Linked DNA regions of Mus musculus: region 2 is linked to region 1. The links are chromatin loops, found by intact Hi-C in ENCODE. Cell type or tissue: left cerebral cortex. All regions are shown on one strand. Links, peaks and the distances in the headings refer to the core of each region. The heading gives the core; the rest is flanking DNA. Region 1 has its middle 79 kb from the start of Plppr4. Region 2 holds the start of Plppr4 (phospholipid phosphatase related 4).

Region 1 (12,914 bases), core at 3,057-11,056:
CAGGCTAGAGCAAAAGTTCCTGCCAATACGGAGAAATGAAATAAAATTTAGAAGCAAATTTCAGAGTTATTGCATTTAAGATGATACTGAATTATGTCTCTATGGGGCTACGTGCATGAGCAAGCCCTGCCAGGAAGTCATATTTTGTGAACTAGAGTACTGAAGAAGGACGTGGGAAATCATGGGGATTTTCTCAGCAACACAAGTGCTCCCATACAGAACTATGAGCAAGTTATCTAACCTTTACTGGACCTCCATTTTCTTTGTATTGAGTGGTTGAATATTCAGGGGTTTTTTCTTCTCTGGAACATGACTCTAAATTCATTTTAGTTCTATCAGACCTAAAGAAGTAAAAGGGCCTAGGATAAGACTCAGATTTTTATCTGGTTTTATGTGGAGATCCTTGATCCACTTGGACTTGAGCTTTGTACAAGGCAATAAGAATGGATCGATTTGCATTCTTCTACATGCTGACCACTAGTTGAACCAGCAACCCTTGTTGAAAATGCTGTCTTTTCCCCACTGGATGGTTTTAGCTCCTTTGTCAAAAATCAAGAGACCATAGCTGTGTGGGTTCATTTCTGGATATTCAATTCTGTTCCATTAATCTACCTGCCTGTCTCTGTACTAATACCATGCAGTTTTTATCACTATTGTTCTATGATGCATCTTGAAGTCAGGAATGAAACGAGATACACTGCAACTAATAGATGAGAAACTGGGGAAGAGCCTCGAGCACATGGGTACAGGGGAAATTTTCCAGGGTAGAACACCAATAGCTTATGCTCTAAGATCAACAATCGAGAAATGGGACCTTATAAGATTGCAAAGCTTCTGTGAGGCAAAAGACACTATCAATAGGAGAAAACGGTAGCCACCAGATTGGAAAAAGATCTTTACTAGCCCTACACATGATAGAGGGCTAATGTCCAATATATACAAAGAACTCAAGAAGTTAGACTCCAGAGAACCAAATAACCCTATTAAAAATGGGGTACAGAGCTAAACAAAGCATTCTCAACTGAGGAATATCTAATGGCTGAGAAGTACCTAAAGAAATGTTCAACATCCTTAGTCATCACAGAAATGTAAATCAAAACAACCCTGAGATTCCACCTCACACCAGTCAGAATAGCTAAGATCAAAACCTCAGGAGATAGCAAATGCTGGTGAGGGTGTGGAGAACGAGGAACACTCCTCCACTATTGGTGGGATTATAAGATGGTGCAACTACTCTGAAAATCAGTCTGGCAGTTCATCAGAAAGTTGGAAATAGTACTACCTGAGGACCCAGCTATACCACTCTTAGGCATATACCCAAAAGATGCTACAACATATAACAAGGACACATGCTCCACTATGTTCATAGCAACCTTATTTTAATAGTCATAAGATGAACCCAGATGTCCTTCAACAGAGGAATGGATACAGAAAATGTGGTATATTTACACAATGGAGTACTACTCAGCTATTAAGAACAAATAGTTCATGAAATTCTTAGGCAAATGGATGGAACTAGAAAATATTATTCTGAGTGAGGTAAACTAATCAAAAAAAAAAACCCCACATATGATATGCACTCACTGATTAACGGATATTAGCCCAAAAGCTCAGAATACCCAAGATAAAATTCAGAGACCACATGAAGCTCAAGAAGGAAGACCAAACTGTCCTTCTTAGAAAAGGAAATAAAATTCTCAAGGGAGGAAATATGGAGACAAACTGTGGAGCAGAGACAGAAGGAAAGGCTATCCAGAGACTGCCCTACCTGAGGATCCATCCCATATACAGACACCAAACCCAAACACTTTGTGGGTGCCAATAAGTGCTTGCTGACAGGAACCTAATAATAGCTGTCTCCTGAGAGGTTCTGCCAGAGCCTGACAAATACAGAGGCAGATGCTCGCATCCAACCATAGATTGAGCACATGGTTCTCAATGGAAAAGATTGAAAGGACTGAAGGAGCTGAAGGGGTTTGCAAACCATAAGAAGAACACCAATATCAACCAACCAGACACCTCTCCATCCCCCAGAGCTCCCAGTGACTAAAAGCAAAGAGTACACATGGAGGGACCCATGGCTCCAGCCTCATATGTAGCAGAGGATGGCTTTGTCGGACACCAAAGGGAGAAGAGGCCCTTGGCCTTGTAAAGACTTGATGCCCCAGTGTAGGGGAATGCCAGGGCCAGGAAGTGGGAGTGGGTGGGTTGGTGGGGGATCAACCTCATAGAAGAGGGAGAGGGAAGATGGGATAGGGCGGTTAGCAGGAAAGGGGATAACATTTGAAATGTAAATAAATAAAATAGCCAATAAAAATTTTAAATAAAAAGGAAGACTCAGATTGTGCCTCTACACTCATCCCATGAAAAATGTTCTCCCCCATATTACTTACAGTAAGCTTCTGAATGAAATAATGTATGTGGCTGAGACAAACCTAAAAATCATGTTTGGCCCTCTTGTTTGTGCTGCTTTGGAACACTCTATCTTGAATTGATCCATTAGTTCTCTGGAACAGCTCTTAACCAGCATGGAATTCTGCTGCAGATTTTGGTAGCTAATTCTCACACACACACAAAAATTAAACTATGTCCAGCAAGTGAACAGATGAATCAGATTCTGTGAGAAGAGAACTTTTAGACACTCCAGGAGTTGCAGCTAATTAATGTCCAGGTGATTAATTAACACTTTTCTGTTGGACTTTAATTGTTTATTTTTTTTTATTATCCAACTTCTTCATTATTTGGCTTGCATCTGGAAGAAGCATGGGCCCAACCAAAAGTGCTGTAGAAAGAAAGAAAGAAAGAAAGAAAGAAAGAAAGAAAGAAAGAAAGAAAGAAAGAAAGAAAGGAAGAAAGAAAGAAAGAAAGAGATAGAGAGACAGAGAGAGAGACAGAGAGAGAGAGACAAAGAGACAGAGAGAGAAAGGGAGGGAGGGAGGGAGAGAGAGAGAGAGAGAGAGAGAGAGAGAGAGAGAGAGAGAGAGACTATATGAACACTCCAAAAGGGACTGAAGTAAAGGATAACAAGATTGACAGTAATCAAGATGATGGTCAACAAGGCCACTGTAGGGAACTTCTATCTCTTTCTAGTCAGAGACTTGCCTGTGTAAGCAAAGTGTAAGTCAAATTGATGTTAGCTCCAGAATTCTTCTGTAAACTATTTCAGAGTTACTACAAAGTAGGAAACATTGGGAAGGTTCCTGGAAGCAGGAAGGAAACTCAACTCATACCCACCAAGCCTCCTCAAATCCCATTTCAAACTGGGCAGCACCCTGCTTGGGTGACTCCTCTACCATGGCACCATCTGAGTCAATGGATATGGCTGGGAAATCATCAATGACCTGGGCACATCTGGGTTCTATCTCTGTTCTAGGCTCAGGAGCACCTTAGTTTCTCTGATTTCTTCTTCTGCAGACTGCCATCTTGATTAGAAGCTAATATGCTAAGCTCTTCCAAGTTCAACTGATGCGGCTTGGAAATTTCTTAAATAGGAAGCTCGTAATTGAAGGAGCTTTTGATGGGTATTTTCACATAGGAACTATTATTATTCATACATACCCTTTTCATATTGGGAATGGGCAAAGAATAAGAAGAAACCACGTGGCTAAGTGCATTTCTGATTCAAAAGAAAGAGACAGAAAATGCAGGTGTACCTCACTGTGAGAGTAAATAGCAGCACTATTTTTATAAAGGAAAGTAGAGAAAAAGTCCTACTATGTACATTTCTGCAACACCAAACCAGACAGTGTTAGAGGCAAAGAAGTAAATATCTGTCACCAGGGGAATCATTCACCAATACAAGACATGCATTAAACTCTCACAATAGGATCTCCCAATAAATGATTCATCCAGATGCTAATATTTAATCAGTTCCTACTTTTAATTAATTTAAGAGCCTCTCAACATTTCAGCACATTTGAGGTGTTTTTTGAGGGTTCGTTGTCCAAGGTTAATCCCTTAATCAAACTTGCCTTTTTAAAAAACACAAATAAATGATGCAATGTAAAGCCTATTATTGTTATGTCATACAAAATGCTAATGTTGAATTGTTTTCTTTAGGTAACCAGCATTTTTACCTCTGAAATTTCCTTGTAATGTAATTGCTTGATTTAGGTTATCTTTGGAGGCATGCAAACTGCTTGGCTGCAGCTTATAAATATATTTCCGTTGCCTGGTGGTCTTGCTTTTTAATGTTTGTAGCACTGAGCATTTTACCTGTCTAATTTTATATTCCAAGTCATCGATGAAATGTTTTCTGTGTTCAGTGAAACTGTAGATGATGCCAGATTATTAGTAGCCAGATTTCTTTGCATTGAAATTGAAAAGATTCTCTCCCACAATCCTTAGTCAGGTAAAGCCGCTGCCCTGAATTCTTACGTTTTTCCACAAGAGGGCTCATACCAGACCAAAGCTCTGCCTGCTGCTAGTGATCTGCCTACATCTCTTGGTGAAAACCAGAGAGACAAGAATTTGAAATATTCCCCAGAGCACTAATTAGATTTCAAAAATCAAGTAAGCAGATATTTTCAATAACTGCAGTTGGTTGATAATGTTAACAGCCAAGTTTACAGAAGCATCCTTTATAGCAGATGATGTCATGTGTGAGATGGTAGCCATACAGCTATTGTCATTGCTGTCGTTGTGAACGTGCTAAACTCAGGTCTGCTGAAGGACATGACTGTGGAGCTCGATTGTCAGGGTTTGAGTTCCAGGTCGGATGTTTTTATTATTTCGGCACCATCAGACAACATAGTCACTGTTGCTGTCTCTTTTAGCCATCCTTAGCTCCTCTTCTTGAACTGTGATTGTTGTAAGGAGTAAGAGAACTAAGCCAAGTAAAAGCAGTGAGAAGAAAGTCTGTGATGTATTAAGTGATTTGTAAACTTTGGCTACCACTGCTACTACTGAGGCACAGAGAGATTAAAAGACAAGCCCCAAATCACATTTGTTGACTGAGAAGAGACAAGCTGTAGCCTGGGAAGTGTGTTAGGGTATGGAACAAGAATACAAACATGCCGCCTCTTTATCCTTCATCCTCTTCCAGCAAAACAAGATCCAGTTCTTACTGCTTTCTGTGCCTGTGGACTACCCAAACCTCTAATTTGATCATGCATCTCTGTTTTGAACTCAGACACAAGTCTACTTGAGAGCCAGCTCCGTGTCTTATTTATGTGCATAACCACATCACATAGCAGATGCTTGCCAATGGTAAACAAAGATGATTTGGAAAAAAAAAAGCAGTAGTGAGAATACACTAATTTCTGTAACTGCATCATGCAGCAGCTTTGTTACTCATCTTACATGTATGGAGACCACAGTTCTTAAGAGCTCTATCAGCACAAGCTCAGAACTTAAGAAACGCCATGGCTTCAAAGCCCATGCTTCTTGTTCTTGTTGTTGTTCCTTTGCTTGTTGTTGTTGTTGTTTAACTTTTTTCTGTTTTTCTTTTCTTTTCTATTCTGTTCTGTTCTGTTCTGTCCTGTCCTGTCCTGTCCTGTCCTGTCCTGTCCTGTCCTGTCCTGTCCTGTCCTATCCTATCCTATCCTATCCTATCCTATCCTATCCTATCCTATTTTTGAGACAAGGTGTCTCTACATAGTCCTGGTTGTCCTGAAACTCACTACTTACACTGAACTGGCCTCAAATTCACAGAGGTCAGCCTGCCTCTGCCTCTAGTGCCCTGGCATTAAAGGGGTGTACCACCCTGCCCTGCACCCTGCTAGTTGTGCTCTCTTTGCCCTTGCTTACAGCACTTTATATGTTTTGTGGATAAAGGTAAAATGTGAAAAACCACACCAGAAGCTTACACAAATCTTCTGGAGATAATGGAGAGGTGAGGAAGGAGGGGACTAGAAGAAAAGAGGGGGAGGGGAGAAAGGGTTCTGTTATCAGCTGATTGTGCTCGGGAGGGGGAGGGGAGAAAGGGTTCTGTTATCAGCTGATTGTGCTCGGGAGGGGGAGGGGAGAAAGGGTTCTGTTAGCAGCTGATTGTGCTCGGTCACTAAAGCCTTCCCTTACTACTAGACAAGACAGACATGAACAGAGTAATCACCCAAGTAATTGACAATCAGAAAACAAGATGTACATGGGAATGGGAGTGTTCCAAAGTGAACACACATCACTTTGTCCACTAGGTGAAAATCTCCCTCAGGAGACAGCCGAACTGAAACCCAAGTGATGAGCTAGGAGGTAGGACAGGAAGAAAAGAGTAATATTCAAAGCAGAAGAAGCTACCTGTCCAAAAAGCCTGCAGCAGGAGTCACATCCTGCTGAGGAAAAACAAGAAAAAGAGAAATCACAGCTGAGTGTTCAAGAGGTGGCTCAAAGGTGGAAGGCAGAGAATTAGTCGTCTTAAAAAAAATACAACAGAGGATAAGAGTAATAGCATTACTCTGAGGGAAGGAAGTATACACACACACACACACACACACACACACACACACACCACACCACACCACACCATACACACCACACACACCACACACCACACACACACACACCACACACACACACACACCACACACCACACACACACACAGCACACACTACACACACACACCACACACACCACACACACACCGCACACACCATACACACATACACACACACACACACCACAAACAGACACACACACCACAGACACACAACAACAACAACACACACACACCACAAACACACACATGCTTAGAATATAATGGAATCAGGATTGTCACTTTTAAAAGTCCAAAATGTTGTGAGAATACGAGAGGGCAAGGTATTCTGCATAGAGGAGCACAGGAAGAAAAGAACTGGCAAGCGTTTGGCTGACATGGGATCTGAGCATCCAGGTAACGGTGTGAAGAAACACTCCAAGGAGTAAACACTGCTCACAGGCCTATTCTCTGCAGAAAGAATTAATGAAAAATAAATAGGTAACAACAAGTGAGAAGAAACTTTAGTATTTTCTATGTGTTTAAAAATAATATCCCCACTAGAAAAGGTATCTTTGATAACAATTTTTCAATGCTTGGAAATAAATGATAAAGATCATACCAAAATACATAAAGCATGTAAAGTCATGTCCAGATGAAAACATACAGAATAATATGCAGGTGTAAGGGGACTTATGAAGAAACTTAAGAACTTCAAATGAAATGCAAAGAAACTAGAAAAAAACGATACAAGCAACTAGACACTAAACAAACAGTAAGGCAAAAACTGAGTCAGAAAAGGATAGCAGTATATATCTCAACCAAATGGAAAGGATGAAGGAAAAAGGAGCATCAGACACTAAAATCAGCATCACTATAGATGTGTTTGCTGTTAAAACAAAAAATACAGACATAAATAGTGTTATTGTCAAAAATTGCAAATATTAAATGAAATCAACAAATAGAAAAACACTGTTTTCCAAAACTAACAATTATTATTGGAAAATCAGAACTGTGCTACAGCTGACAAAAGGGAAGAGTGTATTTACTGGGGTGGTCGGTGTTTTTCTACTTCCTAATTTCTACGATTCAGTGTTATTCAGCATTTCCGACTGCTACCACGAGGTGGCAGACGTCTCCAAACTATGGTGGGTAACCGTGTATCTGCAGGACACCATCTTTGTGTGGTCTGCAGCAATCACAAACAGAAGGCATGTCAATCTAAATCCTTTTTATTATCGTCGGTTCAGCATCTGCATTGTTTTCATGAGAGAATAGATACCAACAGGAACAAGAATGTGTTTAAAAATTAAAAACAGGTTCGATTAGCAGATGTTGAATCCCACCCTAACAATAGAACCTTCCACTTCAGGCTCAGAACAAGGCCAGGGAAGTGGAGCAGCCTAGCACAGATTCCCATCTCCATGACAACCTTTTCGGCTCCAAGCACAATTAAAGAGACAGCATCATCTTTTTTGGAGAGAATACATATAAATGTATTTTGGAGAGAATATATATATATATATATATATATGAATCGTGACTGTTATTCATTTTTTAAAAGAAATTAAAATTTGATTCTGATTACTGAAGCTAAGTTATTGATGGATGGAGAAGCACGGATTTGAAAAGGTTTCACATAATTTCCATGTAAATGAAAAGATATATGTGCCCCTATGTACTGGAGTTATTGCTATTCTCTTTTGCTTTGTCCCGGACAGTCTCAAAAATCCTAGCTTGGTCCCCTCTTAAGACTTGCTGTATTTGTGGGTCAAAAGAAAACAAAAGCTGTTCATCCATTAGCAATTAGATTTTGAGCAGATGGTCCAGAACATGTAGTGACTTCCTAGGGGTCCTGTGATACCCTAGTCTGCAGCCTGAGAGATCCTTTTCCTCTTTGGAAAAACAGTACTGAGATTGTTCACTTGCCATTTGAGGAAGGTTGTAGGACCCAGCTTACCTCTCTCCTGCAGGGAGTGTTTAAATTTTTTTAGGACTTCAAAATATCCAAGGTGAGAAGAAAGAAAGAGGGGGGGGAGGGAGGAGGGAGGAAGAAGGAAGAGGGGGAGGAAGAGGAGGAAGAAGAGGAGGAGGAAGAGGAAAAGGATGAGTAGGAGAAAGAGAAGGAGGAGAAAGAGGAGGAGAAGAAACAGAAAAAGCAGAAACAGGGCAGAAGCAGAAGTGGAGGAGAAAGAGGACGAGGAGGAGGAAGAAGAGGAAGAGGTTTTCTGTATATTAGGATACAGGATACATTAAAATAATTGAAATGGTGAGTGGAGACCAATTGTGTTGCTTCTTTAATTCATTAATAGGGTGCATTAGTCTGGGTTCTCTAGCAGAACAGAGACTCCAGTAGACAGGAAGTAGGCTCTAATGCCAGTGAGAGCGAGCAGGTAAAGAGGGCAAGCAAGCGTCCTTCTTCCACGTTCTTTACACATGCTGATTGCAGAAGGTGTGGCCCGGACTAAAGGTGGATCTTCACATTTCAAAGACCCAGAGGTGAAGTAGATCTTCCCAGTCAAAACCCCTCAGAGATGTGCCCAGCCACTGGGGGTTTAGTTAATTCCAGATGTTGTCATGTTGACAACCAAAAATAGCCATCCCACCAGGCTAGGGTAGTGGCTCAGTGCAGACGATGTTTGCTTTGCAGATGTGAGGATCTGCAGAATAGATACCCCAGAACCCACATTACAAAGAGCCTGTAGTGGTTGTTCGTAATCTCAGCCCTGGGGAGGGAGAGTCAGATGAGTCTATCGCTGGGGCTCATTCAACAGCCAGCAGAAGTTCCCTGACAACCATGCCAGTGGTTCCTTTAAAAAGAAATTAATTCAGGGAGTGCCTGAGGAATGAAAATCACAATTGTCCACTGGCCTCCACATACGTGAATACAAGCGTTGAACACATGTGCACATCATATGCACATGTGAATGGATTCAATTTTGTGTTATTTCATGAAATCCTGAACATGAAGACTTAATTGAACTAGGACTATAAACATTTCAAAGGATGGTATCAAGAGGGAAGAGGGTCCAGGTATCTAAAAGACTTTCTAAAAGGTTGTAATAGCATGCCATTTCATTAAAAGGGCAAAAATGTGCTTGGTTTCACCCTGCCTGGGAGTACATAATTATGCTTTCTCATTAAGCAGAGAGGCAGAACATGGGAGGTTGACTTTGCCCACTATGGTTCTTGACCAACTATGGCTTTTGTGTGTGTCCTGCGGATGCAGGCCCTTTGTTTGTTATCAAGAGTTCTTACTACTGAGCTGTCTCCCCGACTTCTGAGTATTTGCATTTGTTTCAAATGTGCTAATTTCTTATCTCTAACACCTTTGGTGAGTGTCAAGATATTTTCTATTGTCTATTGTCTATTTAAAACCATTTTTATTTCTCTACTTTTGAATTTTAGAAGTCTTTTCATAGATTTTGAGTATTTTGGTTTACCAATATTTCTTTCAAGTATGTAGGCAAAGCTTTTTGGGGGTTTTGTTTGTTTGTTGTTTGTTTTATTTTGTTTAGTTTTATGCTTTGGCAGAAAATCTAGAAAGTGTTTGCTTAGGTGCTAAGGTCACCGAATTTCTATTTTCTAAGCTTCTATGGGTGATGACAATACAAAATTAATTTTAAAGAGGTGAAGAGATTGCTCAGTGGCTATAGCCTGTACCACTATTATGAAGGATTCGTTTGGTTCTCAGCACCCATATTGGACAGATCATAATCGCACGTAATTCCAGCTCCAAGGATACTTAATCCTTAATGCCTTCTCCTGCAGGGCACCTGAGCTCACATGCACATATACATACACACATATACACATAATTTAAAAATAAAAGTAAATAACATTGGGAAACATTATCACTCTCACCCAGGAATCAAATATTTGAGAGGTTTAATAATAGAGTTTGTTCTCAGACTAGCCTAGGATTATGTATACATAATAAATCTGATTAACTTGGCAAACATTTCCCTGCATGGTCCAGGTATCTAAAAGACTGTGGTATTTCCCAGAAAAACCCATACATATGATCACAAAGGAGCTTCGAGGGGTAGGTTCATAGTATAACTCGTGTTGCTAGGTATTGTCTCTGGTAAAAACTGTGCTTCAATTTTAGCAGAAGGCAAAAATTAAAAAAAAAAAAAAAGAAAAAGAAAAAAAGTTTTAAAATGTTTTTTTCAAAAAAAGCAAGGTTAAGTAGACACTTCACTAGAAAAAAAAAACTGTTTTCTAATTTTAAAAAATGTTAAAAAGAAAATGAGAGAGAGTATTATTCTCCTGCTCATAACAGGACACCCAAATCCACTTCTTGCATTTGCCCAGTGCATCCCAGCAGCACCAATAGACCTGGCGACAATGCTGAGTGGAAGTGGCCCCTGAACACTCTGCTTCCCAAGAGAACCCCTGTGCTAGCACAGATCTGGGCAGCAGTAACTCCCAGAAGAAAACGTGAGACTGTACCTGAGGAACGGAGACAACTTCTGAAAGTGTAAAGAGAACACCTGGCAGTCCCACAGGCACAACTTAAGGACAGACAGATGGACATACCAAGACCTGGAAAGCAGGTGGGGAAGCAAATGACTAAAACTAAAGGACGGACATTCATCCTAAGTGCCTTGGCTTATCTCAAACTGAACTGCTGCCTAAGTGGGGGCGGGGGAAGCCATGAGGACACGGGGGAAGGCCCCAATCACTTGCATGTTTTCATCGTTCCCTTAGCTCTTCTCTCTTCTTAGTCCCTCACATTCTGTCCGTGGGCCTTGTCCTCCTTTCTTTGCCACATTTGTTCTCTCTTTTTTCCCATCAATTTATCTATTTATCTACTCCATATACTGATCACAGACCCCACTCACACAGTCCCTGTCCCCATCCCCCAATACCCTTCTCCTCGGAGGAGGTTGAGGCCTCCCTGGGTACCAACCCACCCTAGCACATAGTGTCTCTGCAGGACTAGGCTACCTCTCCTGGATTAAAAAGCAAATATGGGCTTGGTTTTGAATTTTTATTTCTAGCATCAAATAAAGATTAAATGCTGTTTTAAAATGTCTTAATTTGGTTGGAAAATTCTTGGAGAGGATTCTAATTTTACAAGCATGGGTGGGTTCCCAAAGACTAGGACAGTTGCTTGCTTGCTGTTCATAGGCTGAGGTAAATGGGAATGTGGTAACACTCTAAGACAAACTGTGATGGTGATCAAATGTAAGGACTGATACAGAAGACAACTTACTGAAGGGTCTGAAGGGGTGTGTGTGTGTGTGTGTGTGTGTGTGTGTGTAGCAGTAAATTAGTTAATAGGCTTTGGCTCACAGCACCATTTTACTCTCCCAAGAGCTCTGGATTATAAAATGAGACACACACACACACACACACACACACACACACACACACACTCACACACACCAGCTAATTTTGATATGCCTTGACTAGCTCGATAGTTGGGCACTTCTAAACCTCCCCTTGGCTAACACCCCCCCCCCCTCCAGACTTCCTGGCTTAAAACCTTCTAAATGTATATTTTATCTTTGCTGCCCTGTTACCTTCTGGGCAGCACCACCACCACCTGACATAGGGCTGCTTTCCCTTTCCACCTACATTGCTAGATGACTTCTCTCCTGCAGCTCTTGAATCTGACCCCTCTCCCTCTGAGTCATGGCAATTCTCCTCTTCTTCTCCCTCTGTCCCTTGACTTCCTCCATTTCCCTGCCCAGCCATTGGCTGTACAGTAATTCTTTATTACCAATCAAAACCAACTGAGGGCAGGGACCCTTGGTGTCTGGAAGTGTGGCTTTTGGAAGTTGAATTAAGACAAAGCATTAGAACCATTTTCCAGTGTGTGTGTGTGTGTGTGTGTGTGTGTGTGTGTGTGTGTGTGTGTTTGTTTGTGTGTATAATATATATACATCCACCACCTCAGAAAGAATCTCCATTGAAAATTCGACACTTTCCATAGATAATAAAACCATTTATTATCTATATGGCAGTTTAAAGACCAAAGATATTTTGTTTTACTTTGTTTCATCCCTATCATTCAATGACTAAAATATATGTGATAACCAGGGATGAAATACTTCTTAGAAATGTCATGGCTACTATGGACCACAGCTGGAGATCCAATCAAGTATCCTGTGCCAAGTCCCAGTTTAATATTGTAACTTTTGTACCTACGCAGCACAACGCATATGTGTTTTAAAGTCTACTCAACCAAGACAGAGCTTCCACTGGCCGAGGAGGGTGCTTAGTATATCACATCAACACAGTTAATGGATGGAAATCCATTTGTGGTGAGTGTGCCAGTCCGTTCTTCTCTCCCCAGAGACCTTTGCTGTAATCCCAGTATCTTATCTTAACTCTGTGAAAGCCTATGTGTGAGATCGTGTACACACACACACACACACACACACACACACACACACACCATCACTTGATGTTGCCACAACCACTACCAACAACAACAAAAGAGAGCAGAATACAATCCTTGAAGACGTGAATAAGTTTAGGATCCCAAACTTC
Region 2 (12,895 bases), core at 4,896-12,895, 80 kb after region 1:
CGTTTTAACTGTCCTTGGTTTTGTTTTTGTTTTTGTTTTATTTTGTTTTACTATATGAAGTTGAGAATTGCTCTTTCAAGGTCTTATAATTTGGGGGGGGAGGGGGTTTTGATGGGTATTGCATTGAATCTGTTGATTGCTTTTGCTAACACGGTCATTTTCACTATGTTAATCCTACCTATTCATGAGCATGGGGGATCTTTCCATCTTTGGATAGCTTCATCAATTTTGTTCTTCAAGGACTTGAAATTCTAGTCATGCAGATCTTTTACTTGCTTGGTTAGAGTTACACCAAGATATGTTATTATTCATAGCTATTGTAAAGGATGTCATTTCACTAATCTCTTTTCTAGCCCTTTTATCATTTGTATAAAGGATCTTTTATTTGTATACATTGATTTCTTTGAGTTAATTTTGTATCCAGCCATGTTGCTGAAGGTGTATATCAGCTGTACGAGTTCCCTGGTAGAATTTTAGGAGATCGCTTATGTATACTGTAATTTCATCTGCAAATGGCAATACTTTGACTTCTTCCTTTCCAATTTGTATCCCCTTGGTCTTCTTTAGTTGTCTTATTACTCTGGCTAGAACTTCAAATACTATATTGAATAAATAGAAAGAGAGTGGGCAGCCTTGTCTTGTCACTGATTTTAATGGAAATAGTTTTAATTTCTCTCCATTTAGTTTGATGCTGGTTATTGGCTTGCTGTATGTTGCTTTAATTATGTTTATAGGGTATATGCCCTATACCCCTGATTTCTGTACTACCTTTAATGTCAAAGGCTTTTTCAGCATTCAATGAGGTGATTGTGTGATTTTTTTTCAGTTTGCATATATGAAGGGTTACATTGATAGATTATCATATAGAAAACCATCCTTGCATGCCTGGGATGAAGACTACTTGATCATGATGGATGATGTCTTTGATATGTTCCTGGATTTGGTTTGCAAGCATTTTATTGACTATTTTTGCATCAATATTGGTAAGGGAAAATGGTCTGAAATTCTCTTTTTTGTTGAATCTGTGTGTGGTTTAGGTATCAGGGTGACTGTGGCTGCATAAAATGAGTTTGGCAGTATTCCTTCTGTTTCTATTTTGCAGAATAGTTTAGACAGTCTGATAGAATTCAGCACTAAAATCATCTGGCCCTGGGCTTTTTTGTGTTGGGAGATTTTAATGACTGCTTCTATTTCTTTAGGGGTTATAAGACTGTTTAATAGTTTACCTGATCTTGATTTAACTCTGGTAAGTGGTATCTGTCTAGAAAATTATCCATTTCATTAAGATTTTCCAATTTTGTGGAGTACAGTCTTTTGAAATGAGACCTAAAGATTCTTTGAATTTCCTGTGTCAGTTGTTACGTCTCCCTTTTCATTTCTGATTTTGTCTATTTGAATACTGTCTCTTGGTTTGCTTGGCTAAGGGTTTATCTATCTTGTTGATTTGATTTCCTCAAAGAACCAGCTCTTGGTTTCATCGATTCTTTGTATTGTTTTGTTTGTTTCTGGTTTGGTTGGTTGGTTGGTTGGTTGGTTGGTTGGTTGGTTTAGTTTGATTTGTAGCTGTCTTCAGACACAACACAAGAGGGCATCAGATCCCATTACAGATGGTTGTGAGTCACCATGTGGTTTCTGAGAATTGAACTCAAGCTCTCTAGAAGAGCAATCACTGCTCTTAAGCACTGAGCCATCTCTCTAGCCCCATTTTCTTTGTTTCTAACTTACAGATTGTTTGTAATGTGACAGGATGCCATGTGAATGAAGGTATGCATACTGTCTATACACATGTATGTGGGGGCCAATGGTCAATAATAAGTACAGTACTTTGTCACTTTTCATCCTACTTTTTGAAACAGGATCTTGTCAGTGAACCTGCAACTCACTGATTGGCTAGTTACACTGGATGGCCATTGAGCTACTGGGAATCTGCTTATTTCTGCGTTCCCAGGGCTGGGATTACAAATGTGTGCTGCCACGCTTAGCTTCTTTGTTGGTTCTGAAGATCTGAACTCAACTCCTCAGACTTAAACATTGAGCAGTTTACCCACTGGGTTTTATCCTCAACCCCTTCTTAAACATTTGCACTAAGGAGCAGCCCAATCATTACTAGACCTTAAGAAAAATTTCCTGGTGCAAAGATACAAGATTTATCATAAAAGGAAATTATTGAAATAAATTAAATAAGTAGCACTTACAACATCATGGAGATGGTGACTGTATTGGCTAGTTTTGTGTCAACTTGACACAGCTGGAGTTATCACAGAGAAAGGAGCTTCAGTCAAGGAAATGCCTCCATGAGATCCAAATGTAAGGCATTTTCTCAATTAGTGATCAAGGGGGAAAGGCTCCTTGTGGGTGGTACCATCCCTGGGGTGGTAGTCTTGGGTTCTATAAGAAAGCAAGCAGAGCAGGCCAGAGGAAGCAAGCCAGTAAACAACATCCATCCCTCCATGGCCTCTGCATCAGCTCCTGCTTCCTGGCCTCTGTGAGTTCCAGGCCTGACTTCCTTTGGTGATCAACAGCAGTGTGCGAAGTGTAAGCTGAATAAACCCTTTCCTCCCCAACTTGCTTCTTAGTCATAATGTTGTGCAGGAATAGAAATCCTGACTAAGACAGTGACAAATAAAAATCGTGAGAGAAGGAATGAAAAAGAAGAGTTGGGTAGAAGAAAAATACCATTGATATTTTTTCTAATAATTTTTTTTAATTAGAAGTATCAGAATATATATGCTAAAACAAAATTGTTCATAATGAAGTTCTAGCCGGGCGGTGGTGGCGCACACCTTTGATCCCAGCACTTGGGAGGCAGAGGCAGGCGGATTTCTGAGTTCGAGGCCAGTCTGGTCTACAAAGTGAGTTTCAGGACAGCCAGGGCTATACAGAGAAACCCTGTCTCGAAAAATTAAAAAAAAAAAAAAAGTTCTAGATTGTACAATTGAGGAGGGGAATGGTGTTTGGAGAGAGAGGTCACTGAGAGTGTTGTAACCCCCCCCAATTACTAATACTAGAGAGACTTTGGTGTTGTGCATAGACAGTTTGCCTCTGCATCCCCTTCCCCCATTAAAGCTCCTGTCCTCCCTCCAGCCTGAGGCAAGCACAATATGCAGAAAACTGGTTTCTGTGCTTCATCCTCCTGCAGGGAGCAAGCCTTCATCCTCTCCCTCCCCTAGTGTTAGAATGGCACTACCCATAACACTACCCATAATGAGGACATTTTGAGGAGACAGCACTAGACATCCTCCCCACCTTTGTGTTTCCAAAAGCCAATCCTCCTCCTGAAAAGCAGAAGTACTCTTCAGGTGCCTCTCCTTGAGACCTTAGAGAAATAACAAGCTCAAGGGAGATCAGAGGTCAGGTCACAGACAGTTATGACTGCCATAAAATTAGTCCCTGAACAGACACCCATTAACGCCCCTTTCCCACTTCAGTACCATTCCACCAAATGATTACAGCCCTCTACTCCCCTTTTCTGTGAACATTCACGGGATTCCTAACTATACTGTCCGGTGTTTTCTGGACTCAAGGTCAACTGCCAGCATTCACACAGTGAGTGCGAGGCAGGTGATTTGAGTTCCAACTTGTAATAATAAAAGACTCTTTTTCAAGTTACAGTGGACTTTGAAATCATTCTTGGGTCCGTCTAGGTTTCCTGTGGACTCAGGGCACAACAAGATCCTGCAGAGAGTGGACAGAATTCATATGCATAGCATCTGAGTTCACTTCTGAGAGAATGACACATGGGGATTCATAAAAGCAAAATAATCATAGCGCATACAGGGCTTAAAAAACTTATTGAAGTGGGGACACACATACAGAGAGAGGCACCAATAGGTGCCTGAGACAGGGGAATCTAGTGGCGGAACTTCAAAAATAGGTTGCAAGAATTTGGAGCTGGACTTCAGGTGAAAATTCCCAACAACTTTTATTTTAATGTATTTTTTTGTTCGTTTCATACATGAGAAATAAATTTACATCTATTTTCCTCTTCCTCTTCTCCAACTCTTCCTGTGTCCCCAGTCTCTTTCAAACACATACTCTCTTTATTCTTGTTACACATACAAACATACATATACTCAGTACTTTCACTCATAACTTATGTTGTAGTACATATATAATATATGGCATATATACAATACATATAATATATAGCATATATACACATATATGTATATATGTAATACATACATACATATATATATATATATATATATATATATATATATATATATATATATATCTTACCCTCTCTCAGCAGCCATTGATCTACTGTAACATTTTATCTAGGGGTGGAGTCTCAAAAACTTTCCCAGATCCATGTTGGTATGCCAGCTGGTTCTGTCTGTCATTTTTTCAGAAACTATGTTTCAATTCATGTTTATAGCAAAAATAATAGAAAAGGACCAACATTTATTGGAAAGTCAAAAGATTTAGAGACTAAGTATGAGAGACAAAAATTAAGAATGATGGAGTGTTTAGACTGACAGATGTGGCCATTTAATACTTTAATTAGCTTCTTTTCAGTGCTCTCCTGTAAGGTACATGGGAAATTTTGCATAATGTAGCAATGAAGAAAAAGATAGTCAATATCTGTGCCCATGTTTCTCAACACTTCACTGCAAACTAGCACAAATTTAGGGCCAGCTATATAGAACTTAGTAGAAAAAAAAAAGATTTTACAAACCACCTACAACGTTGAGGCCACCAAGAGGTATTCTTAAACTAAGAACTACGCTCTACCCATTGTCACCATGTAAACAATTCACATCTGGGACAAGAAAGGACATGGATGCTAACTGCAGTGAAGAAGCAGTTTAATATGCTTCCCAGAGTGTGGATGTTTTCAATGGAAATCTTGTTCCATTGAAAAAGGGCACCCACTGAAAAAGCAGCTGTCTGACATTTCAAGACAGAATATTTCACAGCACCAATAACCTGGAAAAAAATGCCCCAAAATACACTTGACATCATTATTCAATCTGTCAGCTTTCTCAGCTATCAAAGAAGAAAGTTGTTTCTAAGTTGGTTTCGGGTGCCCATAGCCAAGTATTCTCCTGGGAGTGTTTGTGTGGTAGTTATCTCTCTTCGATTTATCAAGTTTATTTAATTTTCATTCAGCAGTACTTGAAGCACTTGAACAGACTATGTGAGGACATATTCCCTTTTCAAAAAGAGAATGTCTTCATCAGAACTCATCATATAGCTTTGGAAGCATGGTAGTTCCAGACAGCAGGAAGTGATGGGAGGAGATTGGCTCTCCATGAATAGTGGGAAAGGACACTTTAACTCAACTCATCAATTCAGTTTCCTTATCTGAAAATAAAAACTTCAGATGGGTGAAATATTTGGTAAACTATTAAAATAATGATGCATTCTAAAAATGAAATAACATACTGTAAAAGAAAAAAGAAGAGGCTGGAGAGATGGCTAAGCAGTTCAAAGCATTGCCTGCTCTGCTCTTCTAGAGAGCCTAAGTTCAGTTTCTCAGCAATCACATGGTAGCTTACAACTATCTATATAGGGTCCAATAACATTGTGTGGTATGTAGCATATATACAGACAAAGCACTCATATAAGTAAAAGGATAAACCTTTAAAATGGGAGGAGGAGGAAGAGGAGAGAGGGAGAAGAGGAGGAAGGGAGGAGGGGGAAAGGAAGTGGGGAAGAGGGAGAGGAGGAGAAGGAGAAGTAGGGGGATAAGGAAGGAGAAAGGGGAGGGGGAGGAAAGAGGAAGAAGAAAAGAAGAAGGAGGCAGAGGAGGTAGAGGAGGGAACTGAAGATTTGATTTGTGACCATTACTTAGTATGTCAAGAAAAATTTGACAGAGTTTCTAAATTTTGAGCAGAGTCATGAAGTATGTTAGTGATTAACTGTGCAATGTTGATAGAACTGCGTTCATCAACAGAGAGACATAGTAAGTACAAAGGTTTTGGGTCCCCTCACCATCAGAATCAGAAAAACTAGTGCAGTTCATCAGGTAGAATGTCCATCAGGATTCCAGGTAAAATAAAGAGGTGGGGGTGGGGGTGAGGGTTACACATAGTGGGAAGCTTCTAGAAGGGTTAACCAGAGAAATGAAATCAGTAATTGCTTTTCAGAAGTACCTTTGGGCTACTGTGTGAGGGGTAAGGCATGGCTTAAAATTTGTAAGGACTCTTTTTTTTTTCCTGCCAATCAAAACAAGACATGGTAGTGACCCGCGGTGGGGGGGGGGGGGGAGGGAGGGTGAGTACTCTGTTTTGAATAATAATATGGGATAATATAGTCTTTTTCTATAGCTTCTATTCTCTGAGTAAGATAAAGCTAGATGGTTGTGTGGCTTTTGAGAAGTTAGGAGAAGATATGTATGGAACCAAGACCAGCTAAGAAGGACACACTAGGTTTGGAAGGTGGGGGGACTTAAGCCATGGTCCCAAGGTCACGTGTTGTGGTTTTATTCTACTGTATTTAGCTGTTCAGATAAACATCTTATTTACCTGGGGTAGAGTTTCACTGAATAGTATGGTACATGAGCAATTGCACTGCAGGACTCTGAAACCTAATCTTGGCAGAAGGAGTAGAGGCAAGATGCCGCATGGGTAGTAAAATGTGAATGTTATGAATATGGCATCTAGCTTGCCAAAACCCCACTGGAGCAGCAATGGAAAAAGCCAGCTGAAAAGTAGGCTGGGGATTCAAAGTCGTGTGATTGACAGGGAAACTTTGGAAGAGCAAGAAATGACCTAGAACAGATAGGGACAGAAGTGGGTGATATCCCCATGTGTTGCTTTGTGTCCCTTGAGTGCTTCTGCTGTAGCACTTGACACTGATGGTTTGCGAAAAGAATCATAAATGTGAGAGCAACCACGGACCCTGACAACCAGGGCTTGGGCTTAGACTCCAGTGTTTGGAGTCATGCTTCCATAGTTACGGCTGTGATTCCCACAGTGCACTAGGGAATAAGAATGTGGTTAGAATATTTCCTGAGCTTTGGGGCCAGCGATGATGCCCCATTTACCCTTTCTCTTCAGATGCAGGAAATTTTCACTCTGTTCCCCAGCTGATTGGAGCTTTTTCTAGGTGCTTCCCTGGGAGTTACCTCCCTAGAGATCAGCAGGCAGGGCTGTCACGCTTGGGTAGCAGCCAGCTCCCAGTGAATTCCTTCTGTGGCCTACTTGTCCTTATGAAGTCCGAGTTTTAATTTTGCACAGGTAGGAGGTCTCTTTTGCTATGGATAGGGCGGATAACGGTGCTACCATTAGAAAACAGGCTTCTGTTTTCTAGGAAGGCAAGAGGAACCCCAGGTAGGGGACCTTGTGAGACCAGGTGACTTGGCTCCTCAGCCTTGCTTCTACAGAAACCAGGAGTGCTTCCCCCCACTCTTCCCTATTTTTGACGTCAAGCTCAACCAGCCAGCAGAGGAGCCTCACGGCTTGGGCGGTGGAGAGAGAGCCCAGGGAGAGTGGCAGGGAGGGGAAGCCATCTCAGCAACAGCTTGGAGAGGGAGCTGCTATCCCTTGCCCGCAAAACACGGACTAAAGCCAGGCTGAAGAAGACCTGCGGGCTCGGGCTCGGGGATCCGCGGGGTTACTGCAAAGAGGGGCGGGGAAAAGGCGGGGGCGCTGCATGCAGCGCGCTGGTTCCAGCGGTGCCCGCGGGGAATGTGACATCAGCGGCGCCGGGCGCTTGCGGCTGGAGCAGGCAGCTCGCCTCGGTGGCCGCACGGTGCACACCTCGCCCGGGGGAGGACTTGGAGCCCGGCAGGCGGCCGGGATGTCGGCGAAGGAGAGGCCAAAGGGCAAAGTGATCAAGGACAGCGTCACCCTCCTGCCCTGTTTTTATTTCGTTGAGGTGAGTTGGCCCAGCGCCCTGGCATAATGCAGATCTTTCCGGACAGCTCCGGAGCTAATTCGGGTCCTGGGCGGGATTGGTGACCACACCGGAGCACCAAGGGCTTGAGCCACTGCCTTTCCTAAATGCTCGACCCTTTCCCTTTCCTCCCACAGGTTTTTCTCCAGAGCTCCCCTGAGTCTGCCTGTGGACACCTGCCAGCACCGCCTGGTTATCACTAGGGGCGGCTTGCTGGGTGGCCTTCCAGGAAGGGATACCTGTGAGAGTACTGGTCTAGTTTTTGGCCCTGTAGCGCCAGTTGTGCACAGCATATATCAGTGCCCCAGAGGGGCCATGATGCCTGTATTTTGAAATTTGTGTTTTTCAATTTGCTGACTATTTCTAGAACTCTGTGAGCTTTTGGTGGGAATTCAAAAGCATACAGTTTTGCCTAGACTGTAGGACCAGAAATGTTTATGTGGTATTAGGATTATCGGTGGCTTCTATTAACCCCCCTAAACCCGTCTCCTACTACAGTTGCTATGGTACTTCATCTGCTTCTAAAATTGGGTCATTTCTAGATGTCAGTCAACAATCGACTGGCCTTTAGCCATGGTGTGTGTGGGTGTGTGCACAGACACATACATATATCCATGTACATATATATATAGCTCAGTGTAGATATATGCATAAACGAGTGAATATATATTTCAAATGTATGACATCATCTGAGTTCACTTTGTGTGTGTGTGTGTGTGTGTGTGTGTGTGTGTGTGTGTGTGTGTATCTGTGCTTTTATTCTGACCTGAGCAATATTTCGGTTAAGCAATTAATATGGAGTTGCACTCATAATGAACCTCTGGCTTACCTAATGCAGCATTTGAGGGAGGAACAGTTTATGGGAGGGGTGTAAAGATTGACAGGTACAGGATTCCATGTACTGTGATTCATTGCATTTGGAAGACATTTTTAAGCAAGGGGTTTCTTAAATTACAGGTGAAGCAAGGATACATTTAGGAAGAAGATCTAACAGTTCCAAGGGTAAAACTGTGGTTTGTGTAATTACATCTCAGGTTGAATAGGGAATTCTGAAACGGTTGCTGCATTATACATAGCCTTCCTTCCTTGTCTTTTTAGCCAAACATGGAGGTGCTCACTTCCAAGCACAGACAGCAGACTCTGTGTTTGGTGACTGAGAGGTTGATCTGGATTGGGGAAGAGCTACTATGTTGAAACTTGGAGAAGACATCTTCTGTCAAGGCTCTCCTTTGATATTGCTGTATATCTCAGAGTTTCTTTTATGTGCCATATATTTTTTGAAAGATTTAAGTTTTAAGAGAGGTGTATATGACCTGCATAAGTTTCAGAGAAATGACCTGTCAACCTTTCCCTTCATCTCAGACCTATAGAAAAGAAGCAGATGTGGGGGGGAGGGGAAGAGAGAGAGAGACCCTGTTTGCTTAAAATCATTGTTTCATCTATTATCCTTTTTTACAAGGAATCTTGAGGCTATGGCTATGTGTGCCCAGAAGGCTCAGTGAACAGAATCAAGGAATGGGACTCTGAGCTGCCTGCTTCTACATCAGTGGCTAAACCACTTGTAGCACTGCTGATCCATTTAGTAGTGTTTTTTTTTTTTCTTTTTTTTCTTTTTTTTTTTTTTTTTTTTTTTTGCTAAAGCACTTTTAATCATATCTAAATCTTTTATGTTTATTGGAGAGAAATTAATGATTTTGGGGGTCTGTCCCTAAGAGATACTCATCCGAGGTCAGCTGGAAGCTGACTACACCAGAACACAGCTGTATATGTTTGTAATCTCAATGAATGAGGCTACAAACCAAAAAATTCAATCATTCTCTTAAAGAATGCTACTGACTCTTGAGAAACTTTTCATGGACTACATACCCTTTAACTTAGGATCTTAAAAGTAAAGATGTTTTATAATTCATTGGAATTGTGTCTCTAGGAGAAAAAAAATCTTACAAATGTTATACATTTTCCAGGAATGGAAATCATTATTTTCACATTGACCCACTCTGACACCTTCTATGAATTCATTAAGCCAGAGAAGTTACAGAAAGATGACTTGAAATAAATCATTGAGTTTATTATAAGATTTTGTTTGCATTTTCTTATTTTGATTTTTGGTTGTGTTTTGAAATAGGATGCCAAGGGAGCCCAAGCTGGCTTCAACTTAACTAGTAGCAAGACTGGCCTTAAATCCCTGACCCTCCTGACTGTACTTTGCACATGCTGGGATGAGAGGCATGGGCCACTGTGCCTGCCTCGTGAGATTAAAATGAGTATCTATAACACTGTATTTGGGGGTGGTAATAGACTTCTAATAGAGACCTCCAAAATTGGATGGCAAATTGTCTCCCTGAAACTTGAATGCACGATGAACCTCTAAAGAGATTGTAGAAGAGGGAAGAAGGCATCATTCTTCCAGCTATTTAGGAGTTGGCAGCAAGCACTACCCAGCTCCTTAGAAATGACTCATTTTGAAGCTAGTGGGAGGAATCTGCAGGATGAGTCTCTTTTGCAAGATGAATAAACAGAACTTGAATTAACATGTCAATTTAAAAGCACTAGAGGAATGTCCCTTGACTTTGGGACATAGTTCCCCATGACTCGGGGATTAAGATAGATTGACAAAATTCAAGTAAATCTCCTTCCATCACATATCAGCATAGAGAGTATAACTGAAGTAACATAAAGACAGTGAGACGGCCAGTATTCAGGGGAGAAAAGTCTTCAGGTCTTGTCTTTCTTTAAGGTGTGGGCCATTTTAGATTGTTCTTTGCTTCTTGAGTTCTTTATATATTTTGGATATTAGCCCTCTATCAGAATATGGTTTCCCAATCTGTAGGTTGACGATTTGTCCTATTGACTATGTCCTTTGCCTTACAGAAGCTTTTCAGTTTCATTCAGTACCATTTATAAATTCTTGATCTTAGAGCCTGAGCCATTGAAGTTCTGTTTAGGAAATCCCCACCCCACCCCCATGCCCATGAGTTTGAGGTTCTTTCCCACTTTCTTTTCTATTAGATTCAGTGTACCTGGTTTTATGTTGAGGTCTTTGATCCATATGGACTTGAACTTTGTGCAAGATGACAAATATGAGTCATTTTTCATTTTTCTACATACTGACTGCCAGTTAGACCGGCATCATTTATTGAAGATGCTTTCTTTTTTCCATTACACAAAGGAACTTAACTGGTAAAATTTCACATGGACCAGAGAGGGATAAAATAAACCTAGATACAGTTCTGTCAACTGCAATGTCTAGCAACATTTGATTGATTGGGAACACAATGAACCTTAAAGATAGATTGACCTGGTTCAAACATCACCTGTGCCGTGTTGTGCATAATTTTGACCACATTAGCTCTCTAGCTGTCTATTTCCTTTTATGTGATAAAAATCATGTAGCCTCAATATGAATATACATATATTCATCTATGATAGAAAATAAGATGCCTATTGCTTAGCTACAGAGTACATTCAGTGGTTCAGGCATCATGTCTGTAAGATGACTACATTGTGTTCTTTCATTTCCTCTTGTACAATTGCCCTTGACCTGAGGTGGACTCTTTCCCCTTCCAGGTTGAACAAATTCTACTTCTTCACTCACACTGTTCCCCAGAAGCGGTCACCTCCCAAGTTTCTAGAAGATGCTTGAGTTTCACAGGGTCCCTGGATACAGTCTGTAATATTGGTCATGGTTAAAGACAGTGGAGTGCTCTTGGCTTTGTATAGGGAATATGAGTTTTCTTTGTAAAGCCGTTAGAAGAGCATGCACCTTTTAGCTCAGTCTTCAGTTAAAAAAAAAAAAAGCCATTGAGTCGGTGGGGTGGCTCAAGCCCAGTGACCTAACTTCAGTACCTGCCACCAACATGGTAGGAGGGTTAGAAGGAGAGGATAGACTCACTCCCACATGTTGCCCTTTTACCTCTGTATCAAAATGTACAACATACATACATGCATATATACATAAATGCATACATTCATACATATGCACACACATATATACATACATGCATGCATGCATGCATACATACAAACACAATGAATAAATAAATAAATGTCATTTTCAATAAAAGAGGACATTGTTGTCTAGATTTTTAAAAAGAAATAGATAGAAATTAAATAACATAGCCAAGCTTATAAAGCAAAATTTGAGACAGAGTGGGTACCAAATCAAACTTCATGTTCAGCATCACAGACTGGTACATGCCACTTACAGAGAGAATACACACACAGGCAGTTACTCCTTCTGCTTCTTCTCTGTTAAGAGCAAGAAGATGGCACCTCGGAGGATGGGCTGAGGTGATCCCTTGGGCCAAGGAGTTTGAAGCCAGCCTTAGCAACATATCTTAGACCCCGACTCATAAAGAAAACAAGCAGACAAACCAGCAACAACAAAGCAGGAAGCTACGGTAAGGTGTGAGCACATTCTCAGAGGTGGGAGAGACCTGCATCCTCAGCTCAGCTGTCCTCAGCTGGAAGACGCTCAGCACAAACACTTAGCAGACAGTGTGCACACGCCACACTCTCTCACCAGCCAGCAGCTAGTGTCCCCAGGTTAGTCAAGGAACAGAGATGATCCAGCCCACTTACTCTGGCAAAGCACCTCTATAATCCTGTGAGCACAAGTCACACTGGTTAGCTTCTAAGTTCAAGCAAACCTGTCCTGGTTCACAATCATGCTTGACAGTAAGTTAATGGGAAGGATGTTGTTGTCATCGTCATCGTCATCGTCATCATTGTTATTGTTGTTTTCTTTTGTCTTCTGTTTTGCTGATAAAAATGTTCATGGTTGGCAGTAACATCCTGTGGTAAATTGCAAAGCAAGATGGCTTCTAGAATAGCACCCTACTTTATTGATTAATTGGATAATTCAGTTTTCCACTTTTCAACATGAGAAAAGAAAGACCGCCTATGGATAGACCAGACCCTTAAACAAGAAGACATCCAATGTAGTATTATATTAAACCAAAAGTAGGCTAATATGTGCTTGAATTTTAGTTTGCAAAGCCTTCTCCAAGTGATACCTGTCTCTCCTGTTTTGGTGACTGCAGCTGGGAGC

Evidence for each region. Hi-C counts contacts between places; a loop is a spot of excess contacts. Peaks named below come from ENCODE experiments on the same cell type or tissue, not always from the same donor. Only the 100,000 strongest peaks of a DNase experiment are listed, where the experiment ranks them.
Region 2: it touches region 1 in a loop (2.2-fold over the local background); 2 of 42 quality-filtered maps call a loop at or near these places.

The regions. Positions count from the first base shown.
Region 1 is chr3:117,433,567-117,446,480 of GRCm38, reverse strand. No RefSeq gene overlaps it. Among named protein-coding and RNA genes, the nearest start is that of Plppr4, 79 kb to the right of the region's middle. In left cerebral cortex, for the core only: CTCF peaks have their summits at 4,371 (motif pointing right) and 7,531 (motif pointing right); DNase peaks (open chromatin) are centred at 4,389 and 7,573.
Region 2 is chr3:117,354,956-117,367,850 of GRCm38, reverse strand. Plppr4 (phospholipid phosphatase related 4) reads left to right here and starts at 6,975. Exons shown (of 7, transcript NM_177664.5): 1 at 6,975-7,827. The coding sequence starts at 7,603. In left cerebral cortex, for the core only: no CTCF peak of the experiment used is centred there; DNase peaks (open chromatin) are centred at 8,445, 8,725, 8,904, 10,283 and 3 more places; H3K4me3 peaks cover 3,649 bases; H3K27ac peaks cover 3,393 bases.